2 separate regions of the Homo sapiens genome follow, and region 2 is linked to region 1. The links are chromatin loops, found by intact Hi-C in ENCODE. Cell type or tissue: B cell. All regions are shown on one strand. Each heading gives the region's core, and the rest is flanking DNA. Links, peaks and the distances in the headings are about the cores only.

Evidence for each region. Hi-C counts contacts between places; a loop is a spot of excess contacts. Peaks named below come from ENCODE experiments on the same cell type or tissue, not always from the same donor. Only the 100,000 strongest peaks of a DNase experiment are listed, where the experiment ranks them.
Region 2: a loop joins it to region 1, with 8 times the contacts of the local background. A loop is called at or near these places in 4 of 110 quality-filtered maps.

What each region holds. Positions count from the first base shown.
Region 1 is chr9:76,397,242-76,413,508 of GRCh38, reverse strand. It overlaps a transcript of GCNT1 not described here and the pseudogene RPSAP9. Among named protein-coding and RNA genes, the nearest start is that of RFK, 11 kb to the right of the region's middle. RefSeq lists enhancers at 4,728-4,777, 11,242-11,536. In B cell, for the core only: CTCF peaks have their summits at 9,830 and 10,030; a DNase peak (open chromatin) is centred at 9,988; H3K4me3 peaks cover 670 bases; H3K27ac peaks cover 443 bases.
Region 2 is chr9:76,980,430-76,996,696 of GRCh38, reverse strand. No RefSeq gene overlaps it. Among named protein-coding and RNA genes, the nearest start is that of FOXB2, 31 kb to the left of the region's middle. In B cell, for the core only: a CTCF peak has its summit at 8,871 (motif pointing right); no DNase peak of the experiment used is centred there; H3K27me3 peaks cover 608 bases.

The DNA.
Region 1 (16,267 bases), core at 6,656-14,655:
AACCACACAAGCAAGAAGAGTGTTCTATTTTTCTGTAATTTCATCTTAAGGTCTCTTTCTGGAGAATGGCAGTAAACTCCTGTCCTCTCTCACATGGCTCCAGGAGATTTGGTTGTGAATATTTACAATGTTTCTTTCATGAGATACTTCTTTAGCCTGACAAACAGCTGGATGTCTAAGTGTCTGACCTGTGACCAGGTGTCCCACTCACAGGAAACTTGTTTATAGTGACAGATATCCTTATGGCTCTTGTCTGACCTGTGTCCAGTTTATTTCTACCAAGATAGCCATTCTTCAGAAAAGCCCTGGCCAGGAAAGAAGTTAGGTTTAGATGTGTCATTCAGCTGAGACACAAAGAAAGTAATTCAAACAAAACATGAAATAACACAAGCAGTATATTACTTTCAGATCCCAGAGAGAAGACAGCAGCATGCCCCATGGGGCCAACAGGAAGTAGGGAGCTATTTGGGACGTGTACACTCAATCAGCAGGCAAGGAGCAAGAGAGAGAATGAGGAACCCATGGGCTGAAGACTTTATTGGGGTCTAGGGCATTATCCAGGCAGGTTTCCCTTGGGAAGTTCTAATTAGTGGGTTTAGAGGAAGTAGATACAAGTACATGAAATCATGCTGTGACTGAGAAGTGGTCACTGTGGCATATCTGCACAATCAGTGCAGTAGGGGGTTCAGCAAGGTGAGTCAAGTAGGTTGTATCTAGCTGTCTGATAGGGAGGTGGTCACCAGGAAGCAGTCGTATAAAGCAGATATCTGGATCAACCCCACTGAGGAACTGGGATGAAGTAGAGAACCAGAAGCTGTGTCAAGGGTGACTAAGCCCTGTTTCCAATATGAGAAAATTAAACCTGTGTTCAAAATGGATGCTGAGGCAACATAAAATTGTAAGAAATCACTACAAAGAGAGTGAAGTGAAATATTTAAAGTGGTGAGAGAAAAAAACTCCCAACTAGAATTGTGTATCCTGTGAAATTCTTCTTCAAAAGTGAAGTAGAAATAAAGACTTTCTGAGACCAACAAACACTAAGGAAATTTGTTGCTAGTAGATCTGCCTTGTAAGAAATATTAAGGAAATTCTTCACATAGAAGAAAAATAATGTAGGTCAGAAATGTGGATCTACATAGGGAAAGATAGAGTATCAGAGAAGAATAAGTTAAGGTAAATAAAAACTTAAAAAATTTTTAATTGGTCTAACATAACATTTTGTTTCAAATAATAATGGCAAAATGTATTTGATTGGGTGTATATACATACACTTATGCTTATGTATGCTTCTGCTCACTAAGAAAATATAAGCATTCATTAAGTGAAATGCACTACACAATAATACCAGAGACAGGAGGGAAGACTTAAAAATATTTTGTTATTATAAAGTACTTGCACTACCTATAAAGCAGTATAGTGTTAATTGAAAGTGGACTTCAGTTAGTTGTAAATGTATATTGCAAACTGTATAGCAACCAAAAAATTATTTTTTAAAAGAAGCATAATTGGCCAGGCATGGTGGCTCATGCCTGTAATCCCAGCACTTTGGGAGGTCAAAGCGGGCAGATCACTGGAGGCCAGGAGTTTGAGAACAGCCTGGCCAACATGGTGAAACCTTGTCTCTACTAAAAATACAAAAATTAGCTGGGTGTGGAGGCATATGCCTGTAGTCCCAGCTACTCAGGAAGCTGAGGTAGGAGAATCGCTTTAACCCGGGAGGTGGAGGTTGCAGTGAGCCAAGATCATGCCACTGCACTCCAGCCTGGGCCACAGAGCAAGACTCTGTTAAAAAAAAAAAAAAAAAAAAAAAAGTATAATTGATGTGTTAAAAAAGGAGAGAAAATGAAATCATATAAAATGCTCAAGTAAAATCACAAATGGGCTGAGTGCATTGGGTCACACTTATAATCCCAGCACTTTGGGAGGCTGAGGCAGGTGGATGGCTTGAGCCCAGGATTTCAAGACCAGCCTGGGCAACATAGTGAGATACTATCTCTACAAAAAATACAAAAATTAGCCAGGCATGGTGGCATACATGTGTAGTTTCAGCTATGTGGAAGGCTGAGGCAGGAGGATCACTTGAGCTCAGGAGGTTAAGGCTGCAGTGAGCCATGATCATGCCACTGCACTCCAGCCTGGGCAACAGAGTGTGACCCTGTCTCAAAAAATAATAATAAAAAATTTCAAAAACAAACAAAAAAAACCCCCAAAATGGCAGGGAAAAAGTGGAAGTCAAAAACAGGAACAAGGAATAAAGACAATGAATAGAAAAGAGTGACAAATATTGTAAATATTCATCCATTTATATCAATAATCACTTTAATATCAATGGTCTAAATATACCAATTAAAATACAGAGATTGTCAGAGTGGATTAAAAAACAAGACTCAACTATATGTTGTCTATGTAGAAACCCACATTAAATGTAAAGACATATATAGATTAAAAGTAAAGGGATGGAGAAAGATATTCCATGCTAACACTAATCAAAAGGGAGTGGGAGCAGCTATATTTATTTCTAACAGAGCAGACATCAGAGTAAGGAAAATGATCAGGGATAAAGCATGGCATTATATAATGGATAAAGGGCTCAATTTTCAAGAAGACATAACAATCCATAGTGTATATGTGCCTAACAACAAAGTTGTAAAATATGTGGGGCAAAAACTGATAGGAATACAATGAGAAACAGATGAATCCACTGTTATACTTGGAGACTACAGTATCTCTCTAACAGAACTCAACAGCACCATCAATGGGGTATAATTGACATTTCTAGACTGCTTTACCCAACAACAGCAGAATACACATTCTTCTCAGACTCAAATGGAACAAGATAGATAACATTCTGGGTCCTAAAACACACCTTAAAAAATGTTATTAGTTTTTTATTTTTTTAAACTTTTTTTATTATTTAAAAATAGAGACAAGGTCTTGCTATGTTGCCCAGGCTAGTCTTGAACTCCTGGGCTGAAATAATCTGCCTGCCTTGGCCTCCCATAGTGCTGGGATGACACGCCTGAGCCACCGCACCCAGCCTTAACAAATTTTATTTTAATTAATTAATTAATGTTTTTGAAGAGAGTTTTGTTCTTGTCACCCAGACTGGAATGTAATGGCACAATCTCAGCTGACTGCAACCTCTGCCTCCTGGGTTCAAGCGATTCTCCTGCCTCAGCCTCCAGAGTACCTGGGATTACAGATGCCTGCCACCATGACAAGCTAATTTTAGTATTTTTAGTAGAGATGGGGTTTCATCATGTCGGTCAGGCTGGTCTCCAACTCCTGACCTCTGGTGATCCACCCACCTCGGCCTTCCAAAGTGCTGAGATTACAGGCATGAGCCACCGTGCCCAGCCCAAATTTTAAATATTATAAATCATCCAATATATTATTTCAGGTCACAGTGGAATTAAACTAGAAACCAGTAACAGAAAGATAGCTAGAAAATCCCAAAATACTTGGAAATTAAACCATACTCTAAATAACACATTGGTCAAAGAAGAAATCTCAAGAAAAATTTTAAAATATTTTGAAGTAAATTAAAATAAAACCACAACTTATCAAAATTTGTGGATGCAGTGAAAATAGTACTTAGAGGGAAATTTAGGGCATTGAATGCATATATTGGATAGGAAAAAATATCTAAAATCAGTCATCTAAGCTTCCACTTTAAGAAACTAGAAAAAAAAAGGGCAAATTAAATCCCAAGCAAGCAAAAGAAAAGAAATAATAAAAATTAGACCAGAAATCAATAAAAATCAGCCAGATGCGGTGGCTCATGCCTGCAATTCCAGCACTTTGGGAGGTCGAGGCAGGTGGATCACCTGAGGTCAGCAGTTCGAGACCAGCCTGGGCAACGTGGTGAAACTCCGTCTCTACTAAAAACACAAAAATTAGCAGGCCATGGTGGCACCCGCCTGTAATCCCAGCTACTCAGGAGGCTGAGGCACGAGAATCACTTGAACCCAGGAGGCAGAGTTTGCAGTGAGCCAAGATTGCACCACCACACTCTGGGCTGGGTGATACAGCAACACTCTGTTCACCTCCCCACAGTCCAAAAAAGAAATCAATAAAAATAAAAACAGAAAATCAATAGAGAAAATAAATGAAACCAGATGCAGTTTCTTTGATAAAATCAATAAGCCTCTAGCCAGGCTAACCAAGAAAAAAAGAGAGACACACACACAACTTAATAACATCAGAAATAAGAGAGGGGACATCACTACAAATGCTGGGAGCACTATAAGAATCATAAAGAAATATGAAACTCTCTATGTCTACAAATCTTATAATTTAAGTAAAATAGACTAATTCCTTAAAGACACGTTCGCCAAAACTCATGCAGAAGAAATATACATTCTGAATAAGTCTATATTTATTAAAGAAATTGAACAATTATAACCTTCGAAAACAAAAAACACCAGGCCCAGATAAATTCACCAGTGAATTCTTCTAAATATTTAAGAAAGAAATCATACTAATTTTCTATAATCTCTTTCAGAAAATAGAAGTAAAGAGGCCAGGCATGGTGGCCCACACCTGTAATCTCAGCACTTTTGGAGGCTGAGGTGCGTGGATCACTTCAGGTCAGGAGTTTAAGACCAGCCTGGCTAACATGGTGAAACCCCGTCTCTACTAAAAATTACAAAAATTAGCTGGGTGTCATGGCACACTCCTGTAATCCCAGCTACTTGGGAGGCTGAGGCAGGAGAATTGCTTGAACCTGGGAGGCAGAGGCTGCAGTGAGCCAAGATTGTGCCACTCTACACTATAGCCTGGGTGACAGAGTGAGACTCCATCTAAAAAAAGAAGAAGAAGAAAAGAAAATAGAAGCGGAGGAAGTGGTTTCTAACTCATTCTATGAGACCAGCATTATCCTAATACCAAAACTAAAGATATTTCAAGAAAACTACAGACCAGTATCTCATGAATATAGATGTAAAAATTCTGAACAAAATATTAGCAAGTTAAATCCAACAATGTGTAAAAAGATCCTTTGAACTGAGGCTGCAAGAAAAAAAAATTATATACATGACCAAGGAAATTTATTCCAGGTATGTAAGCCTGGTTCAATGTTTGAAAATTAATGATTAATAATTCATCATTTCAACAGACTAAAAAAGAAAAAAACATGATCATATTAATAGGTGCAGAACAATTATTTGATAAAACCAATACCCATTCATGACAAAAACTCAGCAAATTAGGAATAAAAGGGAACTTCTTCAATAGAATAAAGAACATTTACAAAAACACCCCACAGCTAATGATGAAAAATTAGAAGCTTTCCCAGAGCAGGAGCAGGTCAAAGATTTCCCCTCTTACCACTCCCTTTTAAAATCATACTTGGAAGTCCTAACTAATGCAGTAAGGAAAGAAACAGAAATAAAAGGTATGCAGATTGAGAAGGAAGAAGTAAAGCTGTCTTTGTTTGCAGATGATCTGAACATTTACGTAGAAAATCCATAAGAATAAACCACCACAACAAAAGATTCCTGGAACTAATAAATAAGTATAGCAAGGTTGCAGGATACAAGATTAACACACAAAATTTGATTCCTTTCTGGTATATCAGCAATTAACCAGTGGAATTAGAAACTTAAAACATAATATCAATACCATTTATATTAACACCCCAAAATATGGAATACTTAGGTATGAATCTAACAAAATATGTACAAGATCTATATGAGAAAAACTACAAAACTCTGATGAAATAAATCAAAGAAGAACTAAATAAATGAAGAAGTATTCCATGTTCAAGGATTGGCAATTCAATATTGTTAAGATGTCCGTTCTTCTCAATGCGATCTATAGATTCAACAGAATACCAACCAAATTCCCAGCAAGTTATTTTGTGATATTGACAAACTGATTCTAAAGTTTATATGGAGACACAAAAGACCCAGAATAGCCAACATAATCATGCATGAGTGTTAGTCAGAGGACTGACACTACCTGACTTCACGATTTACTATAAAGCTACAGGATTTACTAAAAGTAATCAAGACATAGTAGTGTTGATGAAAAAGTGGACAAATAGATCAATAGAACAGAACAGAGAGGCAGATATAGAGCCAAATAAATATAGTGAATTTATGTTTCACAAAGGAGCAAAGGAGAAAATGGACAAGAGTGTTCAAGAAATGCTGCTGGAACAACTGGACATCTACATGCAGGAAAAAAAAAAGAATCTAGACATAGACTTTATACTCATGCCCAAAATTAGTTCAAAATGAGAAAAATAACTCTATTATAATATATAAATCCTATTTTAGAAATTTGAAGTGTAAATGCAGTGCAGTAGTGTGGCAATAGAGAACACTGACCCAGAAGCTAAAAAAAAAAAAATTAACTCAAAATGGATCATTTTGTAAAATGCAAAACTATAAAATTCCTAGAAGATAACATAGGAGAAAATCTAGATGACCTTGTGTATGGGAATGACTTTTTATTTTATTTTTTGAGATGGTGTCTTTCTCTGCTGCCCAGGCTGAAGTGCAATGGCACAATCTCAGCTCACTGCAACCTCTGCCTCTGGGGTTCAAATGATTCTGGTACCTCAGCCTCCTGAGTAGCTGGAATTACAGGCATGAGCCACCATGCCCGGCTAATTATTGTATTTTTAATAGAAACTGGATTTTGCCATGTTGGTCAGGATGGTCTCTAACTCCTGGCTTCAAGTGATTCACCTGGCTCAGCCTCCCAGAATGCTGGGGTTACAGTCATGAGCCACTGTGCCTGGCCAGAACTCTTAAAACTCTACAAGAAGAAAGTGAACAACCTGATGATTTTTTCCTTTTTTGAGATGGAGTCTCGCTCTGTTGCCCAGGCTGGAGTGCAGTGGCACAATCTCGACTCACTGCAACCTTCGCCTCCTGGGTTCAAGCAATTCTCCTGCCTCAGCCTCCTGAGTAGCTGGGACTACAGGTGCACGCCACCACACCCGTGAGCCACCACGCCTAGCCAATTTTTCTTTTTTCTTTCTTTCTTTTTTTTTTTTTTTTTTGAGACAGGGTCTTGCTCTGTTGCTTAGGCTGGAGTGCAGTGGCACAATCATGGCTCACTGTAGCCTTGATCTCCTAGGCTCAAGTGATCTTTCTACCTCAGCCTCCCAAGTAGCTGGAACTACAGGCACATATCACCCATGCCCAGCTAATTTTTAAAATATTTTTGTAGATAAAGGGTCTCACTATGTTGCCCAGGCTGTCTTGAACTCCTGGGCTCGAGCAATCCTCCCACCTTGGCCTCCCAAAGTGCTGAGATGAGCCACTGCATCTGGTCTGATGTTTTTAAATAAGCAAAAGACCTGAACAGACACTTCACCAAAGATGATATACAGATGGCAAATAAGCATATGAAAAGATGTTCCACATCATATGTCATCAGAGAAATGCAAATTACCACTCTAGGCCTATTGGAAGGGCCCAAATCCAGAACACTGACCACACCAAATGCTGGCAAGGATGTGCAGCAACAGGAGCTCTCCTTAATTGCTGGTGGGAATGCAAAATGGTATAGTCATTTTGTTACACAGTTTGGCAGTTTCCTATAAAACTAAACATACTCTTACCACATGATCCAGCAATTGTATTATTTGGTATTTACCCAAATTAATTGAAAACCTATATTCACACAAAAACCTGCAGATTGATGTTTAGAGCAGCTTTATTCAGAACTGCCAAAACTTGGAAGCAATCAAGACGTCCTTCAATAGGAGAATAGGAAAATAAACTATGATACACACAGACAATAGAATATTATTCTATGCTAAAAATAAATGAGCCATCAAGCCATGAAGACGTGGAGGAAACTTAACTGCATATTTTTAAGTGAAAGAAGCCAGTCTGAAAATGCTACATCTTTTATAATTCCAACTATGTGTCACTGTGGAAAAGGCAAAACTATGAAGACAGTTAAAAGATCAGTGGTTGTCAAGGATTAGGGGTGAGGGAGGGATGAATAAGTAAAGCACAGAGGATTTTTATGACAGTGAAAATGCTCTGTATGATACGATAATGGTGGATACAAGTCGGTATTCCTTTGTGTAAACCCATAGAATGTATAACTCCAAGAGTGAACTCTCATGTAAATTACAGACTTGGGGTGATATTACATCAATGCACATATATCAGTTGTAACATGTACATTCTAGTGCCTAGTGCAGGATGTCTATAGTGAGGAAGCCTGTGTGTGTGTGTGTGTGTGTGTGTGTGTTGAAGGTCAGGGAGTATATGGGAACTTTCTGTACTTCTCAATTTTTCTGTGAACCTAAAACTGCTTTTTAAAAAAAGTCTACTTAAAGGAAAAAAGTATTGGCAAAACAGAGCTCACTAGCTGGTTTGGCTATTTTTGTAGAACAAACCACCTCAAAATTTGATGACTTGGGTTGGGTCTGGTGGCTCATGCCTGTAATCCCAGCACTTTGGGAGGCTGAGGCGGGCAGATCATCTGAGGCCAGGAGTTTGAGACCAGCCTGGTCAACATGGCAAAACCCCATCTCTAGAAAAAGATACAAAAATTAGCCAGGCATGGTGGTGTACACGCCTGTGATCCCAGCTACTTGGGAGGCTGAGGCAGGAGAATCTTGAACCTGGAAGGTGGAGATTGCAGTGAGCTGAGGTCACGCCACTGCTCTCCAGCCTGGGCCACAGAGCAAGACTCTGTTTAAAAAAAAAAAAAAGATGACTTAAAATAATCTATTATTTCAAATTATTTTCTGGGTTGCTTGGGTCTCACCTGAGCAGTATTCCTTCCAGGAGCTCATTTGAGACTGAAATGTCCAGGATACTTCAGGCCTCTCTTCATATATCTCTTTCTCTAGAAGGGTAGCTGGACTTATATCATGCCCAGCTTCTAACAGAGAGCATTCAAAGCCTATCACAGAGTTGCTACAGTTCTCTGTAAGCACACCTTTGAAGTTACACGATATCACTTCTGCCAGATTTTATTGGTCAAATTTCACAACCAGGTCAGTTTTAGTGGGGAGAGGAAATGGGCTTCCCCTCTCAATAAAAGGAGTGAAAAATATTTGGGAGCATTTTTAATTTAGCCTACTATTTTTTATTCAGCTGGTAATAATTTTCCAATCTATACCACCACCCCACTACACACTTTTATTTTTCATCTTCTAAATATATAGTTCATGCTGACACATCAGCAGATTAGACCAATTTTCTAAGTAGCTGTATTATTTTATATATTGGACAGAAAAAAAATTCTAAAATTAAAAAAAATTCCTAAAATTTTATATCATCATTGTGAGAAAAAAGGAGGGAAACACCAGTAATTTTGAAGACAAACTGAAATAATTTTATATGTAATTACTGTTGGTAACACCTATATTTTTGCCATCACGGTCACATTCCAAAGGTATCATGAATTTGAGAGAACATAAGACAGACGGCTGTCATGGACACTAAAGAATGGTTAATTTCACTATCAGTAAATCCTGCCTTAGAAGGGGAATTACTCCGAACAGAGGTCAAAGTTCATCTCCAGAATCTCAGACATATTTACTCATTATTCTGAAAAGAGTCCAGTGTCCTAGAAAGTTTTCCTTCTTCTTCGTCTCAGAAATTTTTAGCATCTTTATCTCCTATACCATCATTGCACCAAATGTATAATTAAAAACAATTTTTTAATGGGAAAGAAGTCTGAATTCTTCTGCCTATAATTCTAGGTGCTCTTCTCCTCCTTTTTCTCTTTCTCCATTTTCTTCTTCTATAGTGAAACATATATTCAAAGGAAACATCAAAAAGCATTAACTTTCTAAATTAAGACAGTCTTTTTATCTTTTGTGATTGAGGAAGAAGATAGAATGCAGTAGCCATGCTTCACCAAAGAACCAGATCCAAGCACATGAAGCAATGAGCAGGCCAAACATTTCTGAGTACAGAATCCTCCCGTGTCTAGCACAGGGCCTGATGAACCTCATTCCCTAACTTTCATTTTCCATTTGCAGTTCTTATTTCATGTGTCACCGCAGTTCTAGGTTCATGTCAGTAAAAAGCAAAATTTTAATATGCCATCTTGTGGATGCATGAGGAATGAAATTCTTGTAGTGCTTTTGGTTTTGGTGGTGAGAATTTAACATTGCATTTGCATAGTTTTTCCCCTGTAATACAAGCAATTTTTGCTCAATGCAAAAACAAAAAACAAAAATCAAAAAGCCATACAGGAAATACACAAGGAACAGTAGGTACTCAAATATTTGTGGAGTATCGATTTTTAAAAATTAGTAATCATCACACCCTTGATTTGGAGTGGACCCTATTAAAGCAGCCAGTGAATGAATGGATGAAGGAAGGAATACCTTTTTCTAAAACATTTGATATTGTAGGTAAGCTCTTGGTTTTCAGGCCTGACCTGACATTAGAATCTAATTTTCCAGAGATATTTTTAGTGTCTCATGTGGGTAGAAGTTGACAAAATTTGGTTTACATTCCATATAGGTATAAGAATTGTTTATTAGTACTACTGACAACCTTCCATTTCCATATGTGCGGTGTATTTATTAAACAATCAGGGCTGGGCACGGTGGCTCATGCATGTAATCCCAGCACTCTGGGAGGCCGAGGCAGGCAGATCACAAGGTCAGGAGTTTGAGACCAACCTGGCCAACAGGGTGAAACCCCGTCTCTACTAAAAACACAAAAATCAGCCGGGCGTGGTGGCGCGTGCCTGTAATGCCAGCTACTCAGGAGGCTGAGGCAGGAGAATCACTTGAACCCAGGAGGTGGAGGTTGTAGTGAGCCGAGATCATGCCATTGTACTCCAGCCTGGGCAACAGAGTGAGACACTGTCTCAAAAAAAAAAAAAATCAGCCAAATAAACATTTCATTATGGGTTATTATGAGGCAGCTGCATATAGCAGACAGACCTGGAGATCACTTAACTCTTTCAGAAAAGGTGATCTTAGGTCCATTGTCAAACGGATGGACAGCTTCTCAGCATTTTGTAGACTCTCTGTTTTCTTTTGGGTTTAGTAGGTCGTAGGCTCTCAGTCTGCTTTTTTTTGGTGCAAAATAACAATGTTAGACCAGATGAGTAATTTACAATTTGTGTGCTTCAAAAGGTTCTAAATATTCAAAGCACATTTCATTTAAAAATGTCTTTTATGAATTTAGTTTTCAAAATGTTATTTTAAAATATGTTTTCTGAATTTAATATGATACAACAGTACAAACAGTGATAGGAAGCAAATTCGGATGTAGTTGAGAGTGTTGAAGGAAAACTGGATGTGTTAACCAAAAAATATGCCTCTTTGACAAAAAAATTTTTAAGCTAAGAGCAAGTGGGAGGAAGCAGATACAGGAAAGCTCTCTGCCTCTCCTCTGTTTACCTAGTGGCAGGACACAGATTTACAAAGACAAAGGTGCCCTTCTTCCCTCTGTACCCGGAAGGACAAAAGTTAACCACTGAAGACAACTGTAGCCCTCATCTGGCTGGAGATGGCACAAGAGGAATCTACGTTAATAAGCTTTGCTAAGTGGACTTCATCTATCATTATTTTGCCTTCCCACAATTTGCCACCTCCAGAGATTCAAAGTTCTTTTCCTCTGTCTTGTCCTTTCTTTAGAAATGTAGTGTGTTTTTTGTTTGTTTGTTTGAGACAGGGTCTTGCTCTGTCACCCAGGCTGGAGTGCAGTGGCATGATCATGGCTCACTGCAGCCACAACCTCCTGGGCTCAAGGGATCCTCTGGCCTCAGCCTCCCAAAGTGCTGGGATTATAGCAGTGAGTCACTGTGCTGGTCCTTAATGTTCTTTATTGAAGTTTATATAAGCTAGAGGTCTGAGTCACCTCTTTGAGAATTATTCATTCCCTGGGCATCTCCCATATACATATAAAATATACATGATAATAAACATGTTTGCTCTTGCTTTGATAATCTGTTTTTTGTTACAGGGGGTCCCTTCTAACAACGCATTAGGGGTGAGGAAAAAAATTAGTTTTCTTTCTTTACACTGTAAACTTCATTAATGTGTTCTTATTGAGTAAATTTGTACTACATGAAGTAAATTTTATGAGTTTGAACCACAAATACATTTGTGGTTATAAAATAACACTTGTTTTTATGGCATGGTGGTGTACACCTGTAGTTCCAGTTATGCAGGAGGCCAAGGCAGGCAGATGGCTTAATTCCAGGATTTCGAGGCTATAGTGTGCTATGAGCTTGCCTGTGAATAGCCACTGCACTCTAGCCTGGGCAACATAGCGAGATCCCATCTCTAAAATAAATATGTAAATACATAAATAAATAAAACATTATTTATTTTCTATATTGGGCTTTTATGTAGAATTTTACATGTCTGTTTTCCAAGGTAGAATTCTGAAGACACTTACACTCAGCCAGCTTATTTGGACTGTAGTCCAGTTATAATGAATTTTCTATAGCAGACCAACAGGTAATCATCATCATAACAGCCAATACAGAAGGCTTACTACACATTACACACTGATTTAGTTACTTCACATGCATTAAGTCTTAAATCTTTCAAATGCTTTATGAGGTGCTATGGTGATTATTTTCTCACAGACAGGAAACTGGTGTAAGAGCCAGAGTCCCCCTTACCTACTACTAAGCTCTATCACCTCTCAGTAGAGCTTAGTAGTTCTGGCTTGTTTACTGCACATCCCTTTCTTGGAAATATGATCACAGGAACTCTCCCTAGCTAGACATTTTTCTTTCCTCTTCTCTGTTTAGTCGATTCACACATGCCCCAAGGCTCCAGCTCAAGTCCCACCTCTCTGGAAGGCATTGTCAAGCATACCTGACTCACAGGGTTCCCTTGCTCTCTGGCCTACTGGTAGCATTGTCTCATGCTAGGAAGCCTGTTTATATGAAGTCCAAAGAGTGAGTTAGAGGAATTGGTAAAGTTCCCTAGGGCTTCTGGGTAGAGAATGTAGAGGCAGGAGCTGAGGAGTGTGATAGGGAGAATCTGTGAACAATGGTTTAGTTTAGACTGATCCTAAGACAGAGGGAAGCAGAACATGACTTTTAGTGTGATTTGATCAGATTGGCATTTGAAAGGTTATAGCAGCACGAAAAAGCAGTAGAGAGAGACTAGTGTCAAATCTAAGGCTGGGAGAATAGAGTTGGCTACACCTGTGCAGGTAAGGGGTCATGGCTTGCATTCAGTGGGAGGAGGGGTAAAAATGGATTGGGAGAGACTTGGTAACTATTTAGGTGTGGAAGGTGTGAACGTTGATGTCAGACTCCAAGTCAGAAATTTTTAGATTAATTATTCAAAAACTAATAGACTCTACTTTTTAGAGCAGTTTTAGGTTGGCAGCTGCTGTTGCTGTATAGTTCTATGGGTTTTGATACATGCATAATGTCATATATTCATGAGGACAGTATCATACAGAATAGTTTCACTGCCCTAAAAATCCCCTGTGCTTCACATTCATCCCTCCCTCCGACCTCCAACTTCCCCAAACCCTGGTAACCACTGATCTGTTTACTGTCTCCATAGTTTTATTCAGAATGTAATATAATTGGAATCATGTGTTATGTAGCCTTTTCAGACTGGCTTCTTTCACTTAGTAATATGCAGTTAAGTTTCCTCTAGGTCTTTTTGTGGCTTGATAGCTCATTTCTTTTTAGCACAGAATAGTATGGCATTATATGGATATACAACAGCTTGTTTATCCCACCTATTGAAGGACATCTCAGTTGCTTCCACGTTTTGGCAATTCTGAATAAAGCTGCTATAAACATCCATGTGAAACAAAATAAAAATAAAATAAAATAGAAATAAAACATCCATTCATCCATTCCATTTGCATTCAGTGGGAGTAGGGGTAAAAATGGATTGGGGTAAAAACAAATAGGTTTTTTTTTTTTTAAGAAACTGATGTTTATTTTCCATCAACCATTTTTCCATGTTGCTTAAGAGCCTATGCAAGAACAGCTTAAGACCAGTCAGTGGTTGCTCCTACCCATTCAGTGGCCTGAGCAGTGGGAGCTGCAGACCAGTCTTCCGTGGCAGGCTGAGCGCTCCAGTCTTCAGTAGGGAACTGCTGAATAGGCACAGAGGGCACCTGTACACCTTCAGACCAGTCTGCAACCTCAGGCTGAGTAGCAGTGAACTCAGGAGCTGGAGCAGTCCATTCACCCTGAAATTCCTCCTTGGTCACTGCCTTTTCAGCAGCAGCCTGCTCTTCTTTTTCAATATCTTCAGGATCTCTGTAGAAGTAGAGATCAGGCATGACCTCCCACGGGTGGTCATAGGAAATCGTGCTACACATGCGCAGAACTTCCCGAGCCAGCATCTACCACATCAAACCCACTGAGTGAGCTCCCTTGTTGTTGCATGGGATGGCAATGTCCACATAGCGCATAGGAGAATCTGTGTTACACAGAGCAATGGTAGGTAGGTTAACATAAGATGCCTCCGTGAGAGGCTGGTGGTCAGCCCTGGGGTCAGTAACCACAAGAAGCCATGGCTCCCGGAAGGCTGCCTGGATCTGGTTAGTGAAGGTTCCAGGAGTGAAGTGGCCAGCAATTGGAGTGGCTCCAGTGGCAGCAGCAAACTTCAGCACAGCCCTCTGGCCAGTATTCCTGGAGGATATAACACTGACATCAGCAGGGTTTTCAATGGCAACAATAGCACTAGCTGCCAGCAGAAGCTTCTCCCAGGTCCTCTTCAGATTTATGATATAGATGCCATTACTTTTCCTTTTACAGATGTACTGTTCCATCTGGAAGTCAAGATTGGTGCCACCTAAGTGGGTTCCTGCTGCAAGGAACTTAAGGACATCCTCCTCCTTCATTTGCAGGACATCAAGGGCTCCGGACATTGTGAAAGTTTCCCTTTAAGTTACGACGGGAATCCAGAACAACGCCGTATGGGCCCCTCTGTAGGTAGCGCGGAAAGCAAAAACAAATAGGTTTTTGTGTGGATAAAAGTTTTCACCTCATTTGATTAAATATAAGTGAGCACAATTTCTGGATAACATAGTAAAAGTACGTTTAGTTTTATAAGAAACTGCCATATTATCTTCCAAGGGGCTGTACCATTTTGTATTCCCACCAACAATGAATGAAAGTTCCTGTTGCTCTACATGGTTGCCAGCATTTGGTGTTGTCAGTGTTCTGAATTTTGGCCATTCTAATTGGTATATAGTAGTATCTCATTGTTGTTTTAATTTGTATTTCCCTCACGATATATGATGTTGAACATCTTTTCATATGCTTATTCAGATCTTTTGCTCATTTTTTAATTGAGTTGCTTATTTTCTTATTGCTGAATTTTAAGAATTCTTCAGATTCATTTTTCATTGCTTACTTAGAATAAGCCTTCTTTTCCCTCACAAGCTGCCAGTTCTACTTTCTCTTTAGTCTTATTTGTGATCCTTCTTTCTACAGAGACAAATTAAACCAGAGAAGTGGACTCTTTCCCTACAGGCAGCTGAAAGGATGTGCAAGTGCAGTTCAGAGGGGGAAATAAAAAACACGTTTTAGAATACTTCCTTGGTTAAAAGCAGTAAGTTTGGCAAAGACACATAGACTCTCAACTCTAGATTTACTGAGAATGCTAGGTAGCATATTTTTGGAGTCAAATGAAGAAGAAAAATTATAAATCCTATAGCCTACAGAATAATTATTGAATTATTTGAAGCATATGCTTTGGCCTCTGAAGCAAGGTGGAGGGGTCTGCTTTGATCAACAGATTGAGTACTTGATGGGAGTTCTTAGAAGTACAACTCTTGGAGGGTTTATTCTTCAGTCAGAGGGGAGGAGCCATTGAACGCTATTGAGCGGTGGTGGAAAATGATCAGAATTCTTCCTTCTTGGGAGGCCGAGGAAGGTGGATCACTTGAAGCCAGGAGTTCCAGAACAGCCTGGCCAACATGATGAAACCCTGTCTCTATTAAAAATGCAAAAATTAGCCGGGCGTGGTGGCATAAACCTGTAGTCCCAGCTACTCGGGAGGCTGAGGCAGGAGAATCACTTGAGCCCGGGAGGTGGAGGTTGCAGTGAGCCGAGATTGCGCCACTGCACTCCAACCTGAGTGACAGAGTGAGACTCTGGTTCAAAAAAAAAAAAAAAAATTCTTTCTTCTATATCCTATGCTGATAACACAGTAATTACCCATATGACTTGACATGTAAATGGTAGTTTTAAAGATTGGAGCCTGACTGCTCCATCTTAAACATTCTACAAGACTCTCCTTTTTTTTTTTAAATCTATCTATTTATTTATGTATTATTTATTGAGAAGGAATCTTGCTCTGTCACTCAGGCTGGAGTACAAT
Region 2 (16,267 bases), core at 4,347-12,346, 590 kb before region 1:
TTGTAATCTAAAAAAGATCTTACTGCCAACAAAAGGGGGGCATAAACAAGAGATCTCTGTGTGATCTTAGAAGCAAATACAATAGATTCACATTCAAAATTTATTTACATTAACCTTTAGAATAAATTAACTTTTAATGGTCATTACCCTAGAGAAGAATTGTACAAAAATGTCAAAAGGGCCTCTTTGGAGTATACAACAGGGTGTGTGTAGGTTATGTATAAATACTATGCCATTTTATATAAGAGACTTGAACATCAGGAATTTTGGTATCCAGGAAGGGTTCTGGAATCAATTCCCCTAAAATACCAACGGATGACTGTATAGAATTGTCAAAAATAAATTATTTTATAATATGCCATGGTCTAAAAATAGTAGTGAGTTTTTAAAAGCCATAACCTGATTTGCCTCTGAGGCCCTCTCTGTAAGCATAGTTAAAGGGACATTTCATCTGAGAAATTACCCTTGCCTACCATCCCTACACTGTTAGCTCACAGAGTTATTTCTGTTCTCTGTTTCCTTTGCTTCTATAGCCATAACTGATATTGCATGAAATATTTGTGGTCTTATATTTGCTCCCCCAATGCTTCTCTTTATAATATTGAACCACCCAAAACCAGAGAGGGGAATTAGGATGCATGTGGCTTGCTGAGAAACATCCTATAGACATTTAGGATAGCTTCAGAGTACCACCTCTACCTCTCCCACAACAAAACATTGTCTTGGAACAACCACGTTGATGAAAAGTTTTGTGATTTTCTAACTCAGCAATATGACACATACAAATAGGGAGGGTAAATATACTATAAATGGCATTTTCCAGGTAAAATTAGAAGAGTACTAAAAAGGCAAGTTGTAAAAAGGAAGCTTTTGCTGAGACTCCTGGAAGGAGCAGAAGGAAGGGGGTGAGGGTAGCGAGAAGAAAATAAGGCTGGGCGCGGCGGCTCACACTTGTAATCCCAGCACTTTGGGAGGCTGAGGCAGACAGATCACTTGAGCTCAGGAGTTTGAGACCAGCCCAGGCAACATGGTGAAACCCCATCTTTATTAAAAATACAATAAATTAGCTGGGCATTGTGACTCGTGCACGTAGTCCTAGCAGGAGGGAGGCTGAGGTAGGAGAATCGCTTGAACCCAGGAGGCGGAGATTGCAGTGAGCTGAGATTGCATCACTGCACTCCAGCCTGGGCAACAGAGTAAGACTCCATCTCAAAACAAAACAAAGAAACAAAAAAGAAAATAAAATGAAGGGTGGAAATTAAGGAAAGCCTGTCTGAGCAGAGACAACCTATAGCTCCATCTTGTATAAAAAAACCCCTCATTTTTCTTGTCAAAAAGTGACTTGACAAACCTTTATAGAAAAGATGAATGGGCTGGGCGTGGTGGCTTACGCCTGTAATCCCAGCACTTTGGGAGGCCAAGGCAGGCAGATCACCTGAGGTCAGGAGTTCGAGACCAGCCTGGCCAACATGGTGAAACCCTGTCTCTACTAAAAATACAAAAATTAGCTGGGCTTGGTGGTGGGCACCTGTAATCCCAGCTACTCTGGAGGCTGAGGCAGGAGAATCGCTTGAACCGGGGAGGTGGAGGTTGCAGTGAGCTGAGATCGCACCATTACACTCCAGCCTGGGGGACAAGAGCAAGACTTTGTCTCAAAAAAAACAAAAGATGAATGGAGGCCTGGCGCAGTGGCTCATGCCTGTAATCCCAGCATTTGGGAGGCCAACATGGGTGGATCACAAGGTCAAGAGATGGAGACCATCCTGGCCAACATGGTGAAACCCCATCTCTACTAAAAATACAAAAGTTAGCCGGGTGTGGTGGCGCTCACCTGTAGTCCCAGCTACTCGGGAGGCTGAGGCAGGAGAATCACTTGAACTGGGGAGGCAAAGGTTGCAGTGAGCTGAGATCATGCCACTGCACTCCAGCCTGGAGACAGAGCGAGACCCTGTCTCAAAAAAGAAATGAAAAGAAAAGAAAAAAGATGGATGAGTTATTTTAGCTATCTAATGCCACAGAGAAAGAAGGCCTCGTGATTATTTGTATTAGGCTAGCATAACACTGATATAAAAACCTGACCAAAAAAGCACAAGGAAGAAATAACCTCAGAATAACCTCGCTTAAAACTCTTGATGCAAAAATCCTAAGTCAAATACCAGCAAGTAGATTGTAACAGCACATTGGAAGAAAGTAAACCATGACCAAAGAAGCTTATTCTAAACATTCAGGGTGGTTCACTAGTAAGAAGCCTATACAAATAATCACATTAAAATGTAGAGAAGGGTCTGATGTACAGGCTGGGCTTTTTTTTTTTTTTTTTTCTGAGGCAGAGTCTTACTCTGTCACCCAGGTTGGAGTGCAGTGGTGCAATCTTGGCTCACTGCAGCCTCCGCCTTCTGGGTTCAAGCCATTCTGCTGCCTCAGCCTCTTGAGTAGCTGGGATTACAAACACCTGCCACCACGCCCAGCTAATTTTTTGTATTTTTAGTAGAGTCGGGGTTTTGCCATGTTGCCCAGGCTGGTCTTGAATTCCTGAGCTCAGGCAATCCACTCTCCTTGGCCTCCCAAACTGCCAGGATTATAGGTGTGAGCCACCAAGCCCACAGGCTGGGCTATTTGAAGACTTTTCTAGGGCTTGGTACTCTTATTTTTAGATACTAGATCGTATTAAGAAGGAAAAGGAGGCCAGGCACGGTGGCTCACGCCTGTAACCCCAACATTTTGGCAGGTGGATCATGAGGTCAAGATATCGAGACCATCCTGGCCAACATGGTGAAACCACGTCTCTACTAAAAATACAAAAATTAGCTGGGCGTGGTGGCGCGTGCCTGTAGTTGCACCTACTTGGGAGACTGAGGCAGGAGAATTGCTTGAATCTGGGAGGTAGAGGTTGCAGTAAGCCGAGATTGTGTCATTGCACTCCAGCCTAAGTGACAAGAGCGAAACTCTATCAAAAAAAAAAGAAAGTAAGTAAGTTATCCAGGAAGATAGTGAAGGTAAAAGTTTCCTCGGCAGAATTTCCCTTTTAACAAAAAAAGGCAGCCCCCAAATAATTTCTTTTCTAACAAAGAGCAGCCTGAAAAATTGAGCTGCAGACATGGATAAGCAAGCCAGAAGCTTGGACGGTGGGAATGCCGGCAGCTGTGCCAATGCAAACGGGCTACCTGAGGGCCAGGTATGTTCAACATGGAGAGTTCATCTTCCCTTTTCTTTGTCACCATGGTACAGTAAAAGAATAGGCAACATGGTGCCGGCCAGGTAGAGAACCCATCTGCATAATAAAAGATGAGAGTGGGGATGGCCAGATTTTCACACGCTATGCAAACGGCACACCTGGTCCGACTAATCTTTTGCGCCCTATGTAAATCAAACACCGCCTCCCCAAGCTCATCTATAAAACCTCCTGCCCTTCACCGTGGAGGCAGCAACCCATTTCTCCAGGCACCCTCTCTCTGCAGAGAGCTTTTCTCTTTCTTTTACCTGTTAAACTTCCACTGTGCACCTCACTCTTTGTATGTCCACATCCAGTTTTCCGTGGACGTGAGACAATGAATCTCAGGTATTTACCCCAGACAATGATGTTGCTTCATCATCACCACCATAACCTGCCAGGTCATCTGTCATGGTGGCTTTTAACCCCCCTCCAGGAACCACACATTTCTTCTTTTTGGCTTTGCTTTGCTTGCTTTTGTTTTTCACCGTAAAGCACAGTTGGTGAACTGGTAACCTTTTTCAAGTCATCAATTTCCAGTGAAATACACACATATCCAGCTAAGACTTCCAAAAAACTGGCATAATATAGTGACTTTTCATATTGTATAATTTTATCTTTTAGTAACTTTCCAAACTCTGTAAAGTCATCTCTTAAAGATGGGTTCATAGCATTTATTCCATAAACTGTATTATTATTTTTTGAGATGGAGTCTTGCTCTGTTGCCCAGGCTGGAGTGCACTGGTGTGATCTCAGCTCACTGCAACCTCCACCTGCCAGGTTCAAGTGATTCTCCTGCCTCAGCCTCCCAAGTAGCTGGGACTACAGGCACGCGCCACCACGCCCGGCTAATTTTTTATATTTTTAGTAGAGATGGGGTTTCTCCATGTTGGTCAGGCTGGTCTTGAACTCCTGACCTCAGGTTATCTGCCCACCTCGGCATGTGTGAGCCACTGGGCCCTGCCTGTATTATTAACTATGAAAATTTCCTTTGCTAATTTGAGGTCTGACTCTTCCTATAATTTCTTTAGCACGGTTTATCTGTTAAATTGTTCTTCTGTTCTTCTGGGTTTTAGAACTTTAGGTTCTCAGGTTCTTCTAACCTCTCTTTAATTTCTACTTGCCTTTTCTTCTATTGTTGTTCTTTCTCTTTTATCTTCTCTGCTATTTATTTTTTTCTGAAATTTTAATCTCTGGTTTTACTTCTGCTTCCTCTTTGTTTTTTTTCTTTTTTGTCATTATCTTCCCAGTTATTTTTGATGTCCTCATCCTCAACTTCCCAGTGGTCCCTGCTGACAGTGCCACCACCCCGCACCTTCTGCACCAGGGTTCCCATTGAGGACTCATCCCCACCCCCATCCTGGGAGTCAAAGTCCCTCGCCGCTGCCACTGGGTCTGGCGGTGTGAAGGGGAGAGCTAGCCAGGAGTTAGTGCCATGGAAGGGAGTCACTCTATTCTCTATCTTGATTGTAGTTGTGGATATAGGCCTCTCTGTATTTGGCAATAGAACTGCACATCCAAAAAAGTAAATTTTACTGTATGTAAATATAAATATTAAAAATAAATGTAAAAACCAGGCTGGGTGTGGCGGCTCATGCTTGTAATCCCAGCACTTTGGGAGGCCCAGGTGGGTGGATCACCTGAGGTCAGGAGTTTGAGACCAGACTGGCCAATATGGTGAAACCCCCTCTCTACTAAAAACACAAAAATTACCTAGGCGTGGTGGTGCATGCCTGTAATCCCAGCTAGTTGGGAGGCTGAGGCAGGATAATCGCTTGAACCTGGGAGGCGGAGGTTGCAGTGAGCCGAGATCATGCCACTGAACTCCAGCCTGGGCGGCAGAGCAAGACTTCTTCTCAAAAAAATAAAAATAAAATAAAAAATAAAAAGTAAATGTAAAAACCAAGCAAAACAAAAAAACTCAATGAAGCCAATGATTGACTTGGTAAGAGGGTGAAGTGACTATAATACATTCAGTTTTCTCAACTGTAAGATGGAGCTAATAATAGTTCCTATCTGATAGGGTCGTTATGAGATTCTGTTTACAGAATATCTAGCACAGAGTAAGTTCTCAACACGTGTTAACCATTGTAGCCATTAAGTGCAACAACTTTCTTTCTCTCTCTCTCTCTTTTTTTTTTTTTGATGGAGTCTTGCTCTGTCACCCAGGCTGGAGTGCAGTGGTGTGATCTCGGCTCACTGCAACCTCCGACTCCCTGGTTTAAGCAATTCTCCTGCCTCAGCCTCCTGAGTAACTGGGATCACAGGCATGTGCCACCACACCTGGCTGATTTTTTGTATTTTTAGTAGAGATGGGATTTCACCATATTAACCAAGATGGTCTCGATTACCTGACCTCGTGATCCGCCCGCCTGGGCCTCCCAAAGTGCTGGGACTACAGGCGTGAGCTACCAAGCCTGGCCAAGTGCAACAAGCTTCTAAAGCAAGAATGTGGACTCCACGTTCTGATTTGCCCACTTACTAGTTGTGTGGCTTCGGTTGGACTTGTGTTAGTCATTTTTGCTTCTGCTCCTCTGAGTTCTCTTATTTTTAAAATGTGGATAATGGTACCTAGCTCAAAGGGTTTCTGTGAGAGTTAACTGAGTTAATCACTGTAAAGTACTTAGAACAGCATGCTCTAAAGGGAGAAGAAGAGGTGTGGAGAAATGGAGTAGGGTTGAAGAAACTCCTAAAGCTCCCTTGAGTTCAGAAGGGAGATGAGGCCAGCTGGGTATAGTGTGTGTGTGTGTGTGTGTGTGTGTGTGTGTGTGTGTGTTTAGGGGAGGTTGGTGTTGGTCTCAGTGTTATCTAAGTGTGTTGTACAGGCAAGGTAACTGGAGAAAAGGGCAAGGAAAGGCAAGTCTTAAAATTTCTTAGAAAGACCTTTCACAAGCCAGGTGCAGTGGTTCATGCCTGTAATCCCAGCTCTCAGAGAGGCAGAGGCAGGAGGATAGCTTGAGCCCAGGAGTTCGAGACCTGCCTGGGCAATATAGAGAGACCCCGTTCTCCACAAAAAGGAAAAAAAAAATGACAAAAAAAAAAGAAAGACCTTTCAAGAATAATTTCTACCAATGAGTGGATCAAGAAAATGTGGTATGTATGCACCAGGGAATACTACTCAGCCATAAAAAGAATGAAATAATGTCTTTTGCGACAACCTGGAGGGAGCTGGAGGCCATTATTCTAAGCGACGCACCTCGGAAAAGGAAAACCAAATACCATATGCTCTCACTTACAAGGGGGAGCTAAGTTATTAGTACGCAAAGGCATACAGAGTGATTTAACAGACTATGGAGACTCACAAGGGGGAGGATAGGAGGGGCACAAGAGATAAAAAACCACATATTGGGTACTACATATTGGGTAGAGTGACAGGTGCGCTAAAATCTCAGGCATCACTACTATACAATTCATCTATGTAACCAAAAACCACTGGTACCCCCAAAACTATTGAAATTAAAAAATATTTTTAAAAAAGAACTATATCCACCTGTGGCAGAGAAAATGGGGTATAGGGTCTGGACAGAAACAGACCTGCATTCTCCAGAGACCAAGAAAGCTATTAAGAGAGTTTAATTTGGTTCTATGTTAGTGTGGTGTCAAAGCAGGGTGAATTTGCATTAAAGAAGTGTGAAAGTCTAAAGGCAAAGTAGGTCATGAGACACGAGAATTAAATAGGGAGATATGGAGACTGTTTAATGATTTAAACCTCTATCAAGCGAATTGAACAAAGAGAGACTGTTTCTCTGTGTTTGCATGGTCATGGTCATTGTGATCACTGCTCACGTTGGTTGCAGCAGGCTGTCTTGCCAATGGCTGCTATAGCAGTAACAGGGGACTGGTCAGCAAATGTGCATTGCATCAATGACATGGAGCCCATGCCCTTTCACTGGCTTGTTGGTAGTGGTTGCATGGGGCTGGGGACCCCCTCTTGGATCTTTATTGCTGACCTCACTTCTCTGTATCACACAAGTCTCAAGAAGATAGAGAAGACAATAATACTTAATAAAATGAGAAAACTGTTTTATCAATATGTTAAGTGAAAAAAGCAGAATATGAAACTATGTATATGAACCTAATTGGTTAAACATATGTGTAGAAAAATGACTGAAATAAAACAGATTAAAACAGTAAATAATAGTTGTCTAAGGATGGAAATTACAGATGACAATCTTTCCTTTATATTTTATATCTTCTTTGCTTTCATTGATAAAAATGTTTTGCTTTTGCAATTGGAAAAGGTGAAATAAATGTAATTAACTTATAAGAAATGTAAGTTCTTCCTTGTTCAGAGCTTTACACATTGCTCAGCAACAAATGGTTGTTTGCTAATTGGTATGTAAAGGGCAATAAACAAGTTAATTGCTGGCTACATTCTCGAATAGCTAGAGGAAGTTCAAAGCTTCTCAACCTTATTTCAGCTCCAAGAAAGAGGACCTCTGATGTGGGTCAAAGACCTAATGGAGTCCTCAAAAGCCCACCATGCGCCATAGTGGGTGGAGGCTGGGCAGGAGGGAGAAGCTTCAAAGCCCCCTCTTTCCATGACATGCTTCTTCTTCACATCAATTTCCATCACTTCCCTTTCCCTCTCTCAGCTACTGTTAAAAGATGGACTTTTGTATTAGGTTGCTGGGGTTGCCAAAGTAAAGTGCCACAGACTTAAATCACAGAAATTTATTTTCTCAAAATTCTAGGGTCTAGAAGTCTGAGATCGCAGTGGCAGCAGGGTTGGTTTCTTCTGAGACCTCTCTCCTAGCTGGCAGATGCCCTTTTTCCTGTGTCTTCACATGGTCTTCCCTCTCTGTGTGTCTGGGTCCGAATCTCCTCTTCTTATGAAGATATCAGTCATATTGGATTAGAACCCACACTAATGACCTCATTTAACTTAAAGGCTCTATCTCCAAATATAGGCATTTGGAAATACTGGGGGTTAGGGCCACAATGCATAAATTTTTGGGGGACACAGTTTAGCCTATAACAGGATTGAAGTGTCTCCTTTCTTAAGGAGCCATGTCTCTGCTCATAGAGATTCAAAAGAAAGCCAAGGTTGGGCTTAGGAGAAAATAAGCAAAAGTAGAGGCTGCTTAAAGTTTTTGGGTTTGGTATAGCCCACCAGGTTAAGAAATCTGACAGGAATTTGAGTAATCTGAATCCATTCTGCGTTTGCCCAGAGTCTCCTTCTGGACACATAGCCCTCTTAAATCTCTGGCTGCATTGAGGCTGCTTGAGAATTTGAAATCTCAGTCATCTCCTCCTTGGGGACATGGTGAATATGTCATTCTGTTGAACTGATCACCATATTATCGGATGTTTCTACAAAAGCAAAACAGAGTTGAGAGCAGAAATATTAGAATCTTAGAAAGTGACAGGGGCTGGAGGATGAAGAGGTGGCAGGGTAAAAGGATGGGGTACTTTGGTCATATTATCCTTGATAGGCTGGTTGACATTCTCATTCTCTGCTAAGAACAAGCAGAAGCATCCCAGGAAACTCTTATGGGACTTTAATGTGATGAAATGAGAGAGATTATCTCTCTCCTCTGCCTAAGGGATGACTATCCATAGAATGTACTCAGACTTCTTTCCAATCACAGAGATAAATCCTGAAAGTTTTGCAGTATGGTACTGATTTCCTTGACCTACCAGAGTCCAGGTCTATAAAGTTTGCCTTTGCCCAGCCAGCAGATGGTGCCATTTTTCTAGGAAATTGAGCCAGATTCAGCTTGAACTGTCATTTGGCCTTTAGTGTTGTAGGCACTGTGCTCACAGCATGTTGTATAGGGCTTCACAGGTAACCAGTTTCTGTTCGAGGAAAGTCTAGCGCTCTTACCTGCAGTTGAACACACTGAAATCTTCAAGTTTCTCAGTTTAAGTGAAAACTTTTATTTTTAAAATTTCGGGATAATTAGAAGAAAATCTTAGTATTTCCTTTAGAAAAATCTTCCCCCACCCCTCAACTCTCTCTTTCTCTCTCTCTCTCTTTCTCGCATCTTATTCCAACATACCAGGTGGAGCCATCTCATCTTTCCTTTGAAAGGCCCTCTCACAATCCTTCACGCTTACACATGGTGGGTGGACTAAATTCTATAGTGAAATTGTAGCTTTTGAGGAATGAGTACTTCTGAACAGCTGCTTTACTTTTTGGGGGACATCTAGCTGTGTATTTATCTTTTAAGGTATAAATGCTTTCCTTCAAAAAAATATATACATATTCTGAAATATTTGGAAGCCAGTTGCAGATGTTATGACACATCAGCCCTAAATATTCAGCATATAACTCCTAACAATAAAGACTTTCTTCTATGTAACTGCTAAACCATGACCATATCTAAGAAAATCAACAGTAATTTCCAAGTATTACTTAATATCCATTTCATATTCAAAATTTCCTAGTTATTTCCCATATACCTTTCATAGCTGGTTTTATTCAACTGCATCCAATCAAAGCTCACACATTACATTTAGTTGTTTCATCCATTCATATATACATATATATGTGTGTGTGTGTGTGTGTATATATATATATATATTTTTTTTTTTTTTTTTTTTTTTGAGATGGAGTTTCACTCTTGTCGCCCAGGCTGGAGTGCAATGGCACAATTTCAGCTCACTGCAACCTCCACCTCCCAGGTTCAAGCTATTCTCCTGCCTCAGCCTCCCGAGTAGCTGGGATTACAGGCATGCATGACCATGCCCGGCTAATTTTTGTATTTTTAGTAGAGACGGGGTTTTACCATGTTGGCCAGGCTGGTCTTGAACTCCTGACCTCAGGTGATCCACCCACCCCACCTCCCAAAGTGCTGGGATTACAGGTGTGAGCCACCGCTCCTGGCTGAGTGTATGTATATATACATATACATATGTAAATACACATATACATATATACGTATTTAAGTCAAGGCCTATTGTCATTTGGATTATCCTGCATTCTAGATATGTTGCCTCATAGGGTCATTCTTTTTGAGACGGAGTCTCACTCTGTTGCGCAGGCTGGAGTGCAGTGGCACTATCTCGGCTCACTGCAAGCTCTGCCTCCCAGGTTCACGCCATTCCCCTGCCTCAGCCTCCCGAGTAGCTGGGACTACAGGCACCCGCCACGATGCCTGGCTAATTTTTTTGTATTTTTAGTAGAGACGGGGTTTCACAGTGTTAGCCAGGATGGTCTCAATCTCCTGACCTCATGATTCTCCCGCCTCAGCCTCCCAAAGTGCTGGGATTACAGGCGTGAGCCACCACGCCCCACCCATAGGATCATTCTTAACGTGCATTGTTCCTCAGATGTTAGAACCTGAGGCAAGGCCTATATGCTACAATTCTCCTTGGAAGTTCAGGCCTGGGGAGCAGGTGTGGGTGTGTACAGTTGGTAATGAGGCAGGGAAGGGGAGTGAGGTGATATGACTATGTGTTATCATGCTTCCCGTTCTCTACTATTAAGTAGGTTGGCTACTTTATCTTGTGGGATCATCTGAGACAGCATGTCAATGGCTGTTTCTTAAGATGATCTGTTTGAAGGAGACAACAGGGAAGAATGTATCCACCGGCTTTCATACTCCACCGATGCAAGAGTCATGTGCACCCTACAGAGTGAATCCTGCCCTCCTTTCAGTTTGTGCATGAGCAAGCCTGGAACTGGCTGCGAAGTTTCATATCTCTGTCTCGGGGGAAGCCTGGGATGAGAAGCAGCACTGTAGGGTGCTGCCCACATAAAGTCTTCTGGAGCCCAGGCAGACTTGGTTTCTGCAAGGATGCCTGGAGCTGAACACAATGTCCCTGGAGACAGATGAGGCCGAGAGGATCTGATACATAAGTGTGTCTGATGCAATATCTTATCTTTTAACTAGTTCCTCTCTTGCTTGTAGCTACTATAAACTGGAAGTCAGCTCTGAAACCTTGATGAGATTCAGGTAGAATATTTTGGCCAGATAACTTTATAAATGTTATTGTGTACTTCATATTGCACCACATCAGGAGGCACAAAATGCCAGGTTGTTTCACTATTAATGATGCTAAGTTACTTGGTTTTGTTGTGACAAGTAGATCTCTGATTGTAAAGGCCCATTTTCCCCTTTGCAATTAGCAAGCAACTGGAGATATATGACACTGTCCTTTTCCCAGCAATCTTTTAACTAATGATTTTAACATTCATTGATTTAGTCATTTTCTGAATCAATTATTTCACTGGGGGTTGCAAACTTATTAGCCGACATTCTTCTCTGAAGAAGCTTTTCTAGATCACCTGGAGATTAACTACCATTGCTCTTAGGAAGCAGGGAAAATAGTTCTTTTGTTTTAATTTCCAATTTTCAGAGTAAGGAGTTGAAAGTTAAAATAATAGTCATAATCTTCCATGGTGCCAAATTAATTTTGTTTTGTTTTGCCTCCTTTGAGTATTGTATGTGGACTTATGCCTTTTCATTTATTCAATATTTAACAATTCATTATACTTATTGAGGCTACAATTTCCCCAAATTTGCCAAGTAGAAGCCCTGAAAACTGGTTGCTGTGTTTTACTGATATGCCCTTATCATTTCTTTAGTAAAGGCTTCCTTGCTTTCTGGCAAAACAAGATGTCTCATCTTGTCCTTTCCTTGCCCCAGACTTGGAATTCAACCTTTTACTGAGGATATTTGATTCCTTTTATTGGGGAATGGTATTTAGAAGCCAAGATCCAGATACTAGGTATGCTAATTGCTACCGGAGTTTTGGTACTTCTAGACTCTTTCAACGGTCAGAACTAGGAAATCTATTTTTAAAAATCATGAGTTCATCTGATCTCTCCCTGTGACGAAGTCCCCGGGGGAGGGGTGGCCACCCTGTCTGTGATTTAGCTAACATAGCCTTCCCAGCCTCCTGGCTCTAGAGAGTCTGGGCAGTCTGGATGAGGAGGGCTCCCCCCAGCACAGCACACCTGCTCTGCCAAGGGGCAGCCAGATTGCTTCTTTAAGTGGGTCCCTGACCCTGTTCCTCCTGACTGGGTGAGACCTCCTAACAGGGGTCTCCAGACACCTCCTGTAGGAACGTTCAGGCTGGCATCAGGTTGGTGCCCCCTGGGATGGAGCCCCCAGAGGAAGGAGCAGGCTGCCATCTTTGCTGTTTCGTAGCCTTCGCTGGTGATACGTCCAGGGAGGGACTGAGGTGACTCGGATCTGGAGTGGACCCCCAGCAAACCACAGCAGCCCTATGGAAGAGTGGCCTAACTGTTAAAGGAAAACAAACAAACAGAAAGCAATAACAACAACATCAACAACAAAGACCCCACAAAACCCCTATTCACAGTTCAGCAACCTCAAAGATCGAAGGGAGATAAGCCCACAAAGATGTCAAAGAATCAACGCAAAAACACTGAAGACTCAAAAAGCCAGAGTGCTGCTTCTTCTCCAAATGACCCAACACATCTCTAGCTAGGGCACAGAACTGGGCTGAGGCTGAGATGGCTGAATTAACAGAAGTAGGCTTTAGAAGGTGGGTAATAATGAACTTCACTGAGCTAAAGGATCATGTTCTAACTCAATGTAAAGAAGCTAAGAACCAGTACAGGAGCTGATAACCAGAATAGCCAATTTAGAGAGGAACAGAACTGACTTGATGGAGCTGAAAAACACAACACAAGAACTTCACAATGCAATCAGAAGCATCAATAGCAGAATAGACCAAGTGGAGGAAAGAATCTCAGAGCTTGAAGACTATCTTTCTGAAATAAGACAGGCAGACAAGAATAGAGGAAAAAGAATGAACAAAACCTCCAAGAAATATGGGATTATGTAAAAAGACCAAACCTATGACTGATTGGAATACCTGAAAGTGACAGGGAGAATGGAACCAAGTTGGAAAGCATACTTCAGGATATCATCCAGGAGAATTTTCCCAACCTAGCAAGACAGGCCAACATTCAAATTCAGGAAATCCAGAGAACCCCAGTAAGACACTCCATGAGAAGATCAATCCCAAGACACACAATCTTTAGATTCTCCAAGGTTGAAATGGAAGAAAAAATGTTAAGGGCAGCCAGAGAGAAAGGCCAGGTCACTACAAAGGCAAGCCCATCAGACTAACAGTGGGCATCTCAGCAGAAACTCTACAAGCCAGAGGAGATTGGGGGAAGACCAAATAAAAGATATTTGTACTACCATGTTCATCGCAGCGTTGTTTACAATAGCCAAGATACAGAAACGACACTATTCAACATTCTTAAAGAAAAGAATTTCCAACCCGGAATTTTATATCTGGCCAAATTAAGCTTCATAAGCTAAGGAGAAATAAGATCCTTTTCAGACAAGCAAATGCTGAGGGAATTTGACATCACCAGGCCTGCCTTGCAAGAGCTCCTGAAAAAGCACTAAATATGGAAAGGAAAAACCATTACCTGCCACCACAAAAACACACTGAAGTACAGAGACCAGCAGCACTATGAAGCAACCACATAAACAAGTCTGCAAAATAACCAGCTAGCATCATAATGACAGGATCAAATTCACACATAACAATATTAACCTTAAATGTAAATGGGCTAAATGCTCCAGTTAAAAGACACAGAATGGCAAGCTGGATAAAGAGTCAAGACCCAATTGGTATGTCTTTAAGAGACCCATCTCACATGCAAAGACACACATTGGCTCAAAATAAAGGGATGGAGGAAAATTTGCGAAGCAAATGGAAAACAGAAAAAAGCAGGGGCCACAATCCTAGTTTCTGACAAAGAAGACTTTAAATCAACAACAATAAAAAAAATACAAAGAAGGACATTATATAATGGTAAAGTGTTCAATTTAACAAGAAGAGCTAACTGTCCCAAATATATATGCACCCAACATAGGAGCACTCAGATTCATAAAGCAAGTTCTTAGAGATCTACAAAGAGACTTAGACTCCCACACAATAATAGTGGGAGACTTTAACACCCCACTGACAATATTAGACAGATCATTGAGACAGAAAATTAACAAAGATATTCAGGACCTGAACTCAGCTCTGGATCAAGTGGACCTGATAGGCATCTATGAACTCTCCACCCCAAAACAATAGAATATACATTCTTCTCATCTCCACTTGGCACTTACTCTAAAATTGATCACATAATTGGAAGTAAAACACTCCTTAGCAAACGCAAAATAACTGAAATCATAACAGTCTGTTGGACCACAGTGCAATCAAATAAAAAAAAATAAAAAAAAAGAAACTCACTCCAAACCACATAACTACATGGAGATTGAACAACCTGCTCCTGAATGACTCCTGGGTAAATAATGAAATTAAAGCAGAAATCAAGAAGTTCTTTGAAACTAATGAGAACAAAGAGACAACATACCAGAATCTCTGAGATGCAGCCAAGGCAGCGTTAAGAGGAAAATTTACAGCACTAAATGCCCACATCAAAAATCTAGAAAGATCTCAAATCAGCAATCTAACATCACAACAAAAAGAACTAGAGAACCAAGAGCAAACAAACTCCAAAGCTAGCAGAAGACAAGAAATAACCAAGATCAGAGTGGAACCAAAGAAGACAGAGACACAGAAAACCCTTCAAAAAGTCAATGAATCTAGAAGCTGTTCTTTTGAAAAAACTAATAAAATAGACCACTAGCTAGACTAATAGAGAAGAAAAGAGAGAGGAATCAAACAGACACAATTGGAAATGATAAAGGGATATCACCACTGACTTCACAGAAATACAAACTACCATCAGAGGATACTATAAACACCTCTATACACATAAACTAGAAGATCTAGAAGAAATGGATAAATTCTGGGACACACACACTCTCCCAAGACTGAAGCAGGAAGAAATTGAATTCTTGAATAGGCTAACAACACGTCCTGAAATTGGACGGAAAATGTCCAAGACCAGACAAATTTACAGCTGAATTCTGCCAGAGGTACAAGGAAGAGCTGGTACCATGTCTACTGAAACTATTCCAAACAATTGAAAAGAAGGGACTCCTCCCTAACTCATTTCATGAGGGCAGTACGGTGTTTGTCAAGGGCTGAGGGTAGAAGGGAGAAATTGCTTTCAAGGAGTTAAAAGGGAACTTCTTACAGTGAGAGAAATATTCTACATATTGTTTGTGATGCTGATTACTGTATGCATTTATCAAAAATTATACACTGAAAATGGGTGAATTTAATTACATGCAAATTATATAAAACCAATTAAGGAAAAGAAGAAAACATGAGTTCATAATAATATTTCTAATTTAAATTCAACATTATAGATTATTTCTTACCTTCTTTGATTTTATATTTGTATATCTTTCTGTTACACTAAAAATCTTAGTTACCAATATCACTAAACAATTTATTTACAGTACTCCTCTCTTCTGTGTGGGGGATATGTTCCAAGATTCCTGTTTCATGGTGAGCAGAGGCTGAAGAAAGAGGCTGACAAATCAGGTTTCTCAGAAAGAAACATTTAATAGAAACTTGGGAACAGCAGCCATGCCTCCAGTGGGTGGATCCCTACACTGTTACCCCACAGACTGGGGGTTTATATACTGTAGGAAAAGGGTATACATGTTCTATAGGGCAACCTACCAGGAAAAGACAAGTATGCTATGTATGTCACAGCCAATAATTTGTGTGATAACATCAAGGTTGTTTTGACCTAGGGGCAGGGCTTACAGTAAGTACATGCTCCTACACAAGGAACAGTAGATAAAGAGGCATTCCAGGAACTGGGATTAATCAGAAGTCAACATGGTAGATTAGCATCCAAGATGGAGTTACTTTAGCCTCCGTAACTCCCAATGGATTCCTGAAACTGTGAATCATACCAAATTCTGTATATACTACATTTTTTCAATTTGATAACAAAGAAAGCTACTTAGTGACTAATGGGCAGGTAGCACATACAGCATGGATGTGTTGAACAATGCAATGTTTTAAGTCCTGGACAGGATGGAGTGGGATGGTGTGAGATATCATCATACTTCTCAGAATGGCACACAATTTAAAACTTAGGAATTGTTTGCTTCTGGAATTTTTCATTCAATTTATTTGGACTGGGGTTGACAGTAAGTAACAAACTGTGGAAAGCAAAACCATGGATAAAAGAGGACTACTGTT